Linked DNA regions of Homo sapiens: region 2 is linked to region 1. The links are chromatin contacts, found by Hi-C or POLR2A ChIA-PET in ENCODE. All regions are on one chromosome and are shown on one strand. The core of a region is the stretch at or near the end of the contact, and the rest is flanking DNA. Distances in the headings are between cores, read along the strand shown.

What was found. A loop is a pair of places that touch in the nucleus more often than their neighbours do. ChIA-PET counts read pairs that join two places held with the same protein, here RNA polymerase II (POLR2A). Pooled maps may share reads with other maps.
Region 2: a loop to region 1 is called in a pooled map, with 2.3 times the contacts of the local background. The contact joins the promoter of C4orf17 here to the enhancer-like site in region 1. A Hi-C loop is called at or near these places in 2 of 50 pooled maps. POLR2A ChIA-PET finds 5 or more read pairs at or near these places in 2 of 52 experiments (PC-9 and activated CD4-positive, alpha-beta T cell).

Annotation. Positions count from the first base shown.
Region 1 is chr4:98,444,019-98,449,390 of GRCh38, reverse strand. No RefSeq gene overlaps it. Among named protein-coding and RNA genes, the nearest start is that of RAP1GDS1, 190 kb to the right of the region's middle. Within about 2 kb of position 2,115, at least 12 of the 41 ENCODE cell types and tissues checked have a DNase peak (open chromatin) inside an H3K27ac peak, as active enhancers do.
Region 2 is chr4:99,507,682-99,513,053 of GRCh38, reverse strand. C4orf17 (chromosome 4 open reading frame 17) reads right to left here and starts at 2,033. Exons shown (of 9, transcript NM_032149.3): 1 at 1,782-2,033; 2 at 1-65.

The DNA of each region.
Region 1 (5,372 bases), core at 866-3,365:
GGAATTCTCCAAAGGGAGGCCTCCAAAAGCAGAGCGCAATAAGCCTGGGTGAGCAGGCTTCCATATTATATAAGATCCCCTGACTCATGGGATAAAGATGATGATGAAGATGTCTTTGGCCTGAGGAGAAGGGCTATATTCCTGATCCAGCTAAGGGACTTTCTAAATCCCTGCAGTCCCACAAGCTGCTGCCAGCCCTGTGAGAGGAGAGGGAACAGGAGGGCCAGCACCAGCTCCCTCCTATCAGCAGGATGTGGTGAGTGCAGGCTTGGGCATGGCTTGCAGCTGTTTTCATGTTCCTGCCACTTGTCAGACTGCAGCTGTCACTGACTCTCAGGATGGCAAGTCTTCTCTGGGGGACTAAAGGCAGTGCAAGTTTGCACAGGTCATATAAATGACCTTGGGTCAAATATTTGGATCTTCCTTAAACATGGCCTTTCCCATAGTGCTGTTCTCTGTCCCTAAAAATCCATTTCCCTTTCTCCTGCTCTGGAAGCAGACAGCCTCCATCCACAGGGTCACAGATGCATAGGCTTCCAGGGGCTATGCAGTTTAGGTGAATGGCCAGGTGGGGATCTAATCCAGTAGAGAGACATATCCTGTCCAAAGGGGGCCCCACCCACATGCTCTTCTCCTGAAATGTAGAGTCCCTGGTTTCCAGATCTCCTCATTTTAAAAGAAAAGCCAGAGAAATGGATTTTTATGCAAAATCACTTACATTTTAAATGTTTAAAGCTATTCATTTTTTCTCCTTTTCTTCTTCCTTTTTTTTTTTTTTAAAAAATACCAGGCCGGACGCGGTGACTCACGCCTGTAATCCCAGCACTTTGGGAGGCTGAGGCGGGCGGATCACAAGGTCAGGAGATTGAGACCATCCTGGCTAACACGGTGAAACCATGTCTCTACTAAAAATACAAAAAATTAGCTGGGCGTGGTGGCGGGCACCTGTAGTCCCAGCTACTCAGGAGGCTGAGGCAGGAGAATGGCGTGAACCCGGGAAGCAGAGCTTGCAGCAAGCTGAGATGGCACCACTGCACTCCAGCCTGGGTGACAGAACAAGACTCCATCTCAAAACAAAACAAAACAAAAAACAACAACCATGTGGCCCAAACAACATGTGTGAGGGCCCCTAGTTTGTTTGCCATCCCTAGTCTATAGAGGAAGAAACAGATTGGCCAGGTGATAGAATCATGAAGAGCATGAAGAGTGTTTAATGATGACTCTTGTGGAAGAAGAGGCCCTCCACTCCTTCCCTCCCCTCTCCATGTGAGTGGTGCCTGGAGAGTGTTGATCAGCTTGGAAGAAATCAGAGTGGTGGTTCACAGGTTTGTTTAGAGGCGCAAATATGTTGCTAGCAGTTGATGGCAGTGCTAAGAGGTGATTAGACTCCAATCAGCTAAACATCAGTTCCATAGGTACTTGTAGGTATGCTCTATACCTCTTCTGATACACTCTGAACGCACTCTGATACATTTGGTAATGGGGCGGTGGTAGATGTTGCGTGGGTGTAAGTGATGTAACGCTTGGATGCCCAGGAGGAGGTGCTGTTGTGGGTTCCCTCGGGAGAGTGGGGAGGGCTTGGTTGGAGCAGAGTGTTCAAGAGGTGATGAAAAGTAAGGGTGTATCAGGAAGGGTTGCACAGAGGCTGGGCAGGGCAGCTCTGCCTCACTGAGAAATTTGATCAGGATCTCTGAGGAAGAAAGGATTGGGGCTTTGATTTAAGAATTAGGGGCAGAAAATAGAGGGACTGGCAAGTCAGATAGTTTTTAATTGAGGAACTACCCTAGCATCTGAAAACACACACAACCTAGCATTTGGGGTTTGTTTTTTAAAAGTCAGAATATATCTTGAATGTCTAGATGCAGGAAAAGGTTAAGATTCTGGTACAGCCATATAATTAAAGAACATGGGGGTATGGTGGCTCATGCCTATAATTCCAGCACTTTGGGAGGATCGCTTGAGTCTGGAAATTCAAGGCTAGCCTGGGCAACAAAGCAAGACTTCATCTCTGCAACATTTAAAAAAAAAAATAGCCGGGCATAGTAGTGATGCCTGTGGTCCCAGCTACTAGGGAAGCTGAGGTGTATCAGTTGAGCCCAGCAGGTTGCGGCTGTGGTGAGTCAAGATTGCGCCACTGCACTCCAGCCTGTGCAAGACCTCATCTCAAAACCACAAAGAACACAACAAAGAACAAAAAATAGGCAGCCATTAAAAAAGAGGTTTATAAAAACTTGAGTTGTTAGTAACATGAGAAATTCTTAAGTGGGGGGAAAAAAGGATATAGCTACACATGGCACAATGCTTCAACCATGTAAATACACCCTGGGCAACTGCTGTGGGCAAGCATGCCAGAAGGTCATTCTGAAACTTTGCATCAGACATTAGGCACAGGTATAACAAAGCATGCTTTCTATGAACTAACTGTCAGATCATATTATAACACAAATGCGAGGCCGTTCTCTCATTAACAGGAAATGAATTTTTGTCAGATGGTTTTCTCAGGTCAGTGAACATCTTGTTCTCACTTGTTGTGGCTTAGGGGAAGTCACTGTGTTTCACAATCACGATAGGGTAACAAGAGGACAAGAAATAGGCGAGTGGGAAGCAAAGGAATTAATAGTTATTACTTTGGGATATGATGAATCTACATGGACACTCTGCTGTGTTACTTCCTCTAACTTCTGCTGGGTACTAGGGGATGAGGCTGTGTGGGTGAAAAGAGCAGAATATGATTCATTAACACCTCTTCTACTTTTCTTACCTACACAAAAAAGGAAGTCATGGTAGGAGAAGCATGGTAGAGAGTGGGTTGCATTCTGGAAACTTGAGAAAAGGGAGGGTGGGGCAACGGAACTGTCTACCTACCGATAGTTGGCTTTAGCCGAAATTAGGAACTATTTTGGGTTCCTCCAAAGATGGGTCTGAAGTCAAAGCTCCTCTGGTTAATATTTCCTCACATCATCTTAGAATTGGATTCAATCATCCCTTCCTTCCTAAGTTCTAAGTGTTTTAGGTATCTGTCTGACATGCCTATGCTAGACATCAAGGAACTAAGCACCAAGATGCTGAGCAGAACCTCCCTGAAGGGAGGTCAAGGTCAGAGGTGCTGACCTTCTCTGGTCCTCCTGCTAGTGGACCAGAGAAGACCACCAGACCAAGAGAGCAAAGGTCAGAAGAACCGCAGGCAGCAGTACCTACCTGGCTTGTTTTGTTTGATAATTTGGTTCCAATATATAAAAATGAATTGTCATCATATTAAGTTCCTGTCTAGTGTTATAAATAGGAGACAGATGTGTATTGTCCATTTTCAAAGTGTTAGGGAGAATCTCTGTGGCTACAGCTAAAAAGCTCAATTTCATTAAAAATTTTATTTTTATTTTGGGACAGACTCTCACTCTGTCATCCAGGTTGGAGTGCAGTGGCACGATCTCGGCTCACTGCAACCTCTGCTTTCCAGGTTCAAGGGATTCTCCTGTCCCAGCCTCCTAAGTAGCTGGGATTACAGGTGTGCACCCTGATGCCTGGTTAATTTTTGTATTTTTAGTGGAGACAGGGTTTCACCATGTTGACCAGGCTGGTCTTGAACTCCTGACCTCAAGTGACCTACACGCCTCAGCCTCCCAAAGTGTTGGGATTACAGGTGTGAGCCATTTTGTTTCTACATTACAAACTATTAATAGGCATACTGTCTGCTGTTTGGGGGTTGTTTTTTGAATCCTTTTAGTTGGGAATCCTGCAGCAGTGAGAGAGGAGTATATAGGTTAGGCCCTAAGATATCACAATTCCATCTCACCTTGTCTTGAACGTCTAAAAGTTCAATTGTCATGAAAATCCTAAGGGAAGTAGGGATTATTAAACTTGTCATATTGAGAAATCAGGCCCAAAGAGTTTAAGTAACTTGGCTATGGTCACACAGCTAGTATGTAACAGACCCAGGATATGACTATAGATTAGACAGCATCCAAAGACCACACTCTTTGCACTGTATCACCCTTTTAAAGTACATAACTTGAGTCAGACACACCTATAAAACATACGCCTGTAATCCCAACACTTTGGGAGGCCGAGGCGGGTGGATCACTTGAGGTCAGGAGTTCAAGACCAGCCTGGTCAACATGGTAAAACCCTGTCTCCACTAAAAATACAAAAATTAACCAGGCGTCAGAGCACATGCCTGTAATCCCAGCTACTTGGGAGGCTGGGACAGGAGAATCACTTGAACCTGGAAAGCGGAGGTTGCAGTGAGCAAGATCGTGCCACTGCACTCCAGCCTGGACGACAGAGTGAAGTTACATGGCATATTATTTATATGTATATAGGCAAAGTTAGAGATCACACCTGTGAAAAAAGACCTCAGTTTTCCTGGCTACAGCTATAAAGATTCATCCCAAATATTATTACATGCTTTTTAATAGACACTTGTGTAATACAAATGTTATAGCGTCCTAATGTTAAGTGGCTTTTAAGCTTACTGATTCCAGTAACAGCTGGATACAAAGGGTAATGCTCACCTAAATGTCTTAATGTCTAGATATCCTCACCCAGTATGTTCAAGAGAATTAGATAATAAGCCTCCTAATTATAACAAAGAGCATTTCTTTTTGAATTCTTCACATGTAGCATTTTTCAGAACACTTCAGACTAATGCTTGCATATGAGAACTGCATTCTATTCAAGAAATCATTTTAGATGAAAAAGTTTTCTTCTATGTCTCCATTCTTATCAGACAGTATGCTCAAAACATGTTTTTATCATGGAAAACACTGGGTTATGGGCTAGTGTTTGCTTTGAGCACAATGAGGTTATGGTCTAGGTGGGTGGGCTGGCATGACTCCAAGTTGCTAATGGGGTTGGGGGGAAAGGGGTATATTCTAGTGCATTGCACTCAGGCATCTTCTTTGCTTGTATTCCTGCCCTTTTCATCTATGTTCTAGTACTGGCTCAAGATTGACAGTTAAAGCTTTGTTGTGCTGTTCTTCCCTCCTGTTGTCTCCCTTAGAATGTACTCTTAGTGGGTAGCAAACTAACTTAATAAATAGTGGCCTCTAGGACTAAGATTTAGTAGCAGGAGATAAGCGAGAGTACAGTCTGTAGACTCTCCCATCCACTGCAATGGCACATCAGTGTACCATCTAATTTGGTAGCCCCTGTGATAAGGGCACAGCCTTCTGGTCTTTCCGTACAATGATGAGTACTTTGAATTGCACTTTATTTTGCTGGAGATGGGAGTTCCTAGCATATTAGCAAATTGATGGCTGGCAGCTGGCCTAGATGGTAACTTCTCTCACATTTACGATTTTAGGATGCTTTTGTTAAAATTTTTTCCCTAAAGTCAGACAAACTATCAAATCTCAAACTTTCTATCAGTCAGT
Region 2 (5,372 bases), core at 784-3,283, 1.1 Mb before region 1:
CACTGTTGTCACAAAAGTTTTTGGGGTCTAACTTGATTGACCTCACTTCCAGATGTGCTCAGACCCTGAAATCACAAAATGACAAACATTCTGACAAGAGTTTCTTGTCACTTTCTTATATATCAAACATTTCTCCATCTTCTTTGCTTGAACTAAATTGTTTCTCATGTTACAGCAATGTGAGGCTATTTTGTTTTCAGACCAAATTTTTGTAAACGTTGAAAAGTATAGGCATGGGTGGATCTAAAACATTTACCCAGGGGAAAATCAAAGTGTTTGATTTCAAAATATTTATATTATATTTGTAAAAAGTATAAAGTATATTCTGTTTTTAATTTCATTTGAGCTCACTTTGTTGACTTACCAAAAAAAATTACATGATTATCAATTTTGATATAGTAAATTTAAATGATGACTTTTAAATACAATACTCACAAATGCACTTTACATTGAATTAATTTTAAGTTAAGTCCCTTCATATTGTACTTTTAAAACCCAGCATCTTAAAATGTATATCATCTTCGGAGAGAATGGTAAAACCCAAAGAAGGAAAAAAATCCAAAAGAGTGATGTATCTGGAGATGATAAACCAGAGAACCTTTGCCATGTTGTTGTTTGCAATATTGAGTAACAGTTAACATTTTTAGACACCTATGGTGTCATAGACCTGGGAGATTAAAGATAATGTTATGTATCTTGGTGAATTCACAACCATGTGAGAAAGAACATTTCTGGATTAAGAACATAGAAAGTCGTTATTTAAATTTTCTTGAAAATAGTATGCTTTTGAAATCTAAGAAGGATGATTTTCTGGTGCTTGTTGTATTTTTTCTATCTTACATGAAAATCTTATTCATCGTAGCAGAATTGGGAAATACACATTTTATTTATAACCATGGCAGAGACTTTTTGGGTTAGAATAATTTGCAGTGTCAAAAAATGTTCATGTTCTAGAAATTGATCTCAGGATTTTGTTGGGATGGATGCTTTTAGATCGTTGACTACCTTTTTAGAACAAAGCAATCTATGTTTAAGTGTTTCATGCTATATACTTAGACTGTATGGTGTATAAATTCCCAGACTTGTTGCCACAGAATATCTGGTTTTCAGGAACTTCAGTTTGATATATATAAATACTAAAATTATCCTAGGTTGGGTAAAATATATGTAGACATTAAATGCAGAAAATATCTATCTAGCAATAAAAAGTATATTTTCTTATTGCTGTTTATGAATATCACAGTGAGGAGCTAGTTCTAATCTCTTTGTTTAAATCACACTTTAGACTTACTCATTCTTTTGGTGTGGGACCTTTTGTACAATTAAGCCAGTAAATTTGCTTTTTACTTGTATTGAGGGGAAAAGAGTACAGCAGACAATTTGGAGAGTGAAAAAGACATTAAACCAGAAATTTAAAGATAGGATTCATGGTCCCAGATTTGCCATTAACCAGCAAAGTGACCACAGATTAATTGTTTTATTGCCTAGATTTCAGTCTGTTTGTCTATTACCTGATGAAATTGACTTAAATGTTAGCTGATATTATTCAGTTATTCTGTATGTGTCTGTCCCACATCAATTCTCTTAGATTAAAGGGTAGTGATACACTTTAAATTTTGAAAAAAAAAAAGTCAACAAGAAAACAATGTGTATTTCATTTTCTTAAAACAGACTTATTTGGCTTTCACATACTCTTGAAAAAAGAATGAACTTGAGGACTATTAACTAAATCATACCTAAAATTTTAGAACATTATTGTAATGATGAATTTAAAATTATACCTGAGGACAATATTAAAAGCAGGTGATCTTGCTGACAAGAACTCAAGTCTGTTGATACCCTCCCAGCCTCATAATATGTCTAGACTGAGTTTTTGTTGATCTCCTTAAATCTCTGCACTTAAGCTAGAAGTTTTTAGTTGGTAGAGACAGACCAATCTCGAACGCTTCCAAAAGAATACAGCTGTCTTCATCCAGTTTCTCACACTCTTACTCCAAGGAGCCTGTGTGGCTCCCTGGTTGTTAAGATATGTTACATAGCTTAGCAACGTGGTAACATTCCTTAGAAAAATCTAAGTTCTAGAACCTCTCACCCACTATTCTTCTCAGACCTCCAGTTACCCACTTGACAAAACCATGTGGCCACAAATGGCTTTCCTCAATTTTGGACATATAATAGAGTTAAATCCAATGCAAGAGAAAGAAAAAGAAGAAAAATAAAACAGAGAGCAATATAAATCAAATTTATAATTTTTCCCACAATTCTGCTTAAAGAACAATTATGATATAACCAAATATAGCTTAATCCAAAACCAACGGGGAGAAGGTATACATGCTTTTAAGGAGTTTCTAATAGTTGTGAATGGAATATACTGCTTTGGTAGTCAGGATGTCTGTGCTGATGACATGTTCAATAGCCATGAAAAAATATTGAAATGTTAATTAGAAGTCATAGAGAAACACACACACATGTACATGCGGTGCTTCACAAGACTTTTCAGAATACACATGATTTTGAATTTCTGAATTACAATCTCTAAGAGCAATATAGACAATTTCTGAAAGGCAAATACTAGCTTAAAACAATGCAAGGATAGAGCCTAATTTGTCTGTTTTCTTGACTGGCCCAAGAATTAAAGGTTTAATTGCCTTTGCCTATAACCCATTCTTATGCCTTATGCCTCCCTGTTTTACTGTAGTTTATGGGGAATTTTATGGGAGATCTAATTGACTTTCTAAGGTAATTTTTGTATTCTGAGATTTTTAGTTTTCACTTTGTATCAGTTGAGAAACTTTATTACACAGCTAATAACAGAGATCAGAAATAGTGTTCTAAGTAAGATAGATGTGTATTTCTTCCTCACATGGAAGAGTTCAACCATCTAGGGTTGGTATGGAAGCTTTATGAAGCATCATTATGGACCTTGGCTTCATCTATGTTTTAGGTCCATCTTTCTTAATATTAGGCTTCCATTTTTGAAATTATCCCTTGTTCAAGATGGTTCCTGAAGTTCCAGTCATCCAAGATGGCTGCTATATTTGCACATATCAAATCTGTACTCCAAGCAGGAAACAAGAGGAAGGTTGGGGAGGTAAGGGCTGACAAGGGCACATGCTAGCTATCTGCTCTCTTTGTAAGAGCCTTCTCATGAGTCTCAGACAATAATCTATGTTGCATTGATGATTTATAGCTACAAGAAAGGATAGAAAATGTAGTTTCTTAACAGGGCACATTGACACCCCATTCTAAAACAGGGGCTCTAACAAGAGAGGGAGAAAGTATAAATCGGGTTATAAAAAGCAATCTCAACCACAGATCCTGACATTAATACCTAACTCTGGGTAGGAGAAGTCTACACTCTGTGTGCTGTGCTTTCCCTTAGAGAGGGTCACTAGAGATAAACATGTACTTGGCTATGTAACTATGTTATTTTCCATTTATGAAGCCCCATGGGGAATTTTCCTGTCTCATTACTAGGAAAAAAATGATACAACTGGCTTGTTTGCATTAATTTTGTCAGAATCAAAAAGACAGAGGTTGCTCTGCTGCACTGCTCAGGGTAGCACAGGTATCCTTGTTGCCTTGGATACTCTATTATTTTAGCAAAGAAAACAGATGGAAAGTTTTTTTGGAATATGTGCATATATTTATGAATGGTAATTAGTGATTTTTAAACTTATCTGGGGTCATGATAAGCAGGAAATCCACAGGTTTTTCATTGCCCACAGATATTTTGAAAATTGTTATGGACTGAGTTGTGTCCCCCAACAAATTCGTATCTTAATCTCTAACCCCCAATGTGACTGTATTTACAGATGGGGCCCTCAAGGAGATGATTAAGTTTAAATAAGATTATAAGGGTTGGACCCTAATCTTATAGGACTGGTGTTCTTACATGAAAAGGAAGAAACACCAGAGCCCTCTCTGTCTCCTTGCATGAGCTGGCCATGTTAGGACAAAGGAAGAAGGGGACATCTATCACCAGAAAGTGGCCCCTCAGCAGACATTCAATCTGCCAGTGCCTTGTTCTTAACCTTACCAGCTTCCATAACTGTAAGAAATAAGTTTCTATTGTTTCTAAGCTGCCCAGTCTAGGGTATTTTGTTATAGCAGCCCAATTTGACTAAGACAAGGCTTCACCAAAAACTAAGCCTGCCAGTACCTTGATCTTGGACATTCAGCCTCCAGAACTTTGAACATATAAATTTCTGTTGTTGAAGCCACTCAGTCTGTTGTATTCTGTGATGGCAGCACAAGCTGATTGATACAAGTGTAAATATGCAGGATACTCTGTAAGCTCTGTTCTCTCCATGAATAAGCAGTGTGGCCACATCTCAAAGCTGTGAACTAGTTAGGCCTATTCATTTTGATCACCTAAAATCCTCACTTTGCATTTACTATAAAAATGCCACAGGTGTCTGATTAACATATGAGAAAGCAATGTAAGTGATTTCGGAAAGGAAAAGATGCTAATTTAACATAATGGAAGAATAAAATTTAATTTCGTCTGGTGCCTTGACCACCCTATATTCTGTTCTGTCAATTTTGAAAGCATATGTTTCAGTCTCGAATTTGTAACAAATATCTACAATCACAGAAAATGGTGCTTTTCACTCTGTGATCTCCAGAGTACAACAAAAATGCTGACATAAGTGTCATAGAAAGAATTCTACAATGGCTGCCAAGATTTCCTCCCCATGGTGTACATACTCTGTGTTATCGCCTTCTCTTGAGTGTGGGTAGACCTGTTAATATGATAAATATCACTCCTGCAATTAGTTTGCATTTTCTGGCAAAGATGAAGAGATTTTACAGATATAAAGTCCCTAATCAGAATGACTTTGAGTTTATCAATCTCTGTTAATCAAAAGGAGATTATTTTGGTCTGTCCCAAACTAATCAGATAAGCCCTTTAAAAGAAGATTTAGGCCTTCCCCACTATCAGAGATGCTCCCTTGCTTACTTTAAAAAAGCAAGGCATTACAAGTTCTCAAGCTGGGAGGAAATGAACCTGCAAACAACCATGAGAGCTTGGGAGAAGACCTCAGAAGAAGACCCAAGCCACAGCACATATCTTGATTGCAGCCTTTTGACAGTTCTCACCCAGCCTTTTCCAAAGACTTCCTGTTAGTCATACCTTCCTCTAAGAATATGAGTAACTCAAAACTTCAAAAGAATTAAAAAGAAGCTCTTCAAAAAAGGTGAATACACCCTTAGAGTTCTCTTCATGGGGCAAAATCTGGGTTCACATTGGATAGATAGAAAATATAAAGCTTCAGGCCAGGCATGGTGGCTTATACCTGTAATCTCAGTGTTTTGGAAGACTGAGGTGGGAGGATTATTTGAAGCCAGGAGGTCAAGAGCAGCCTGAG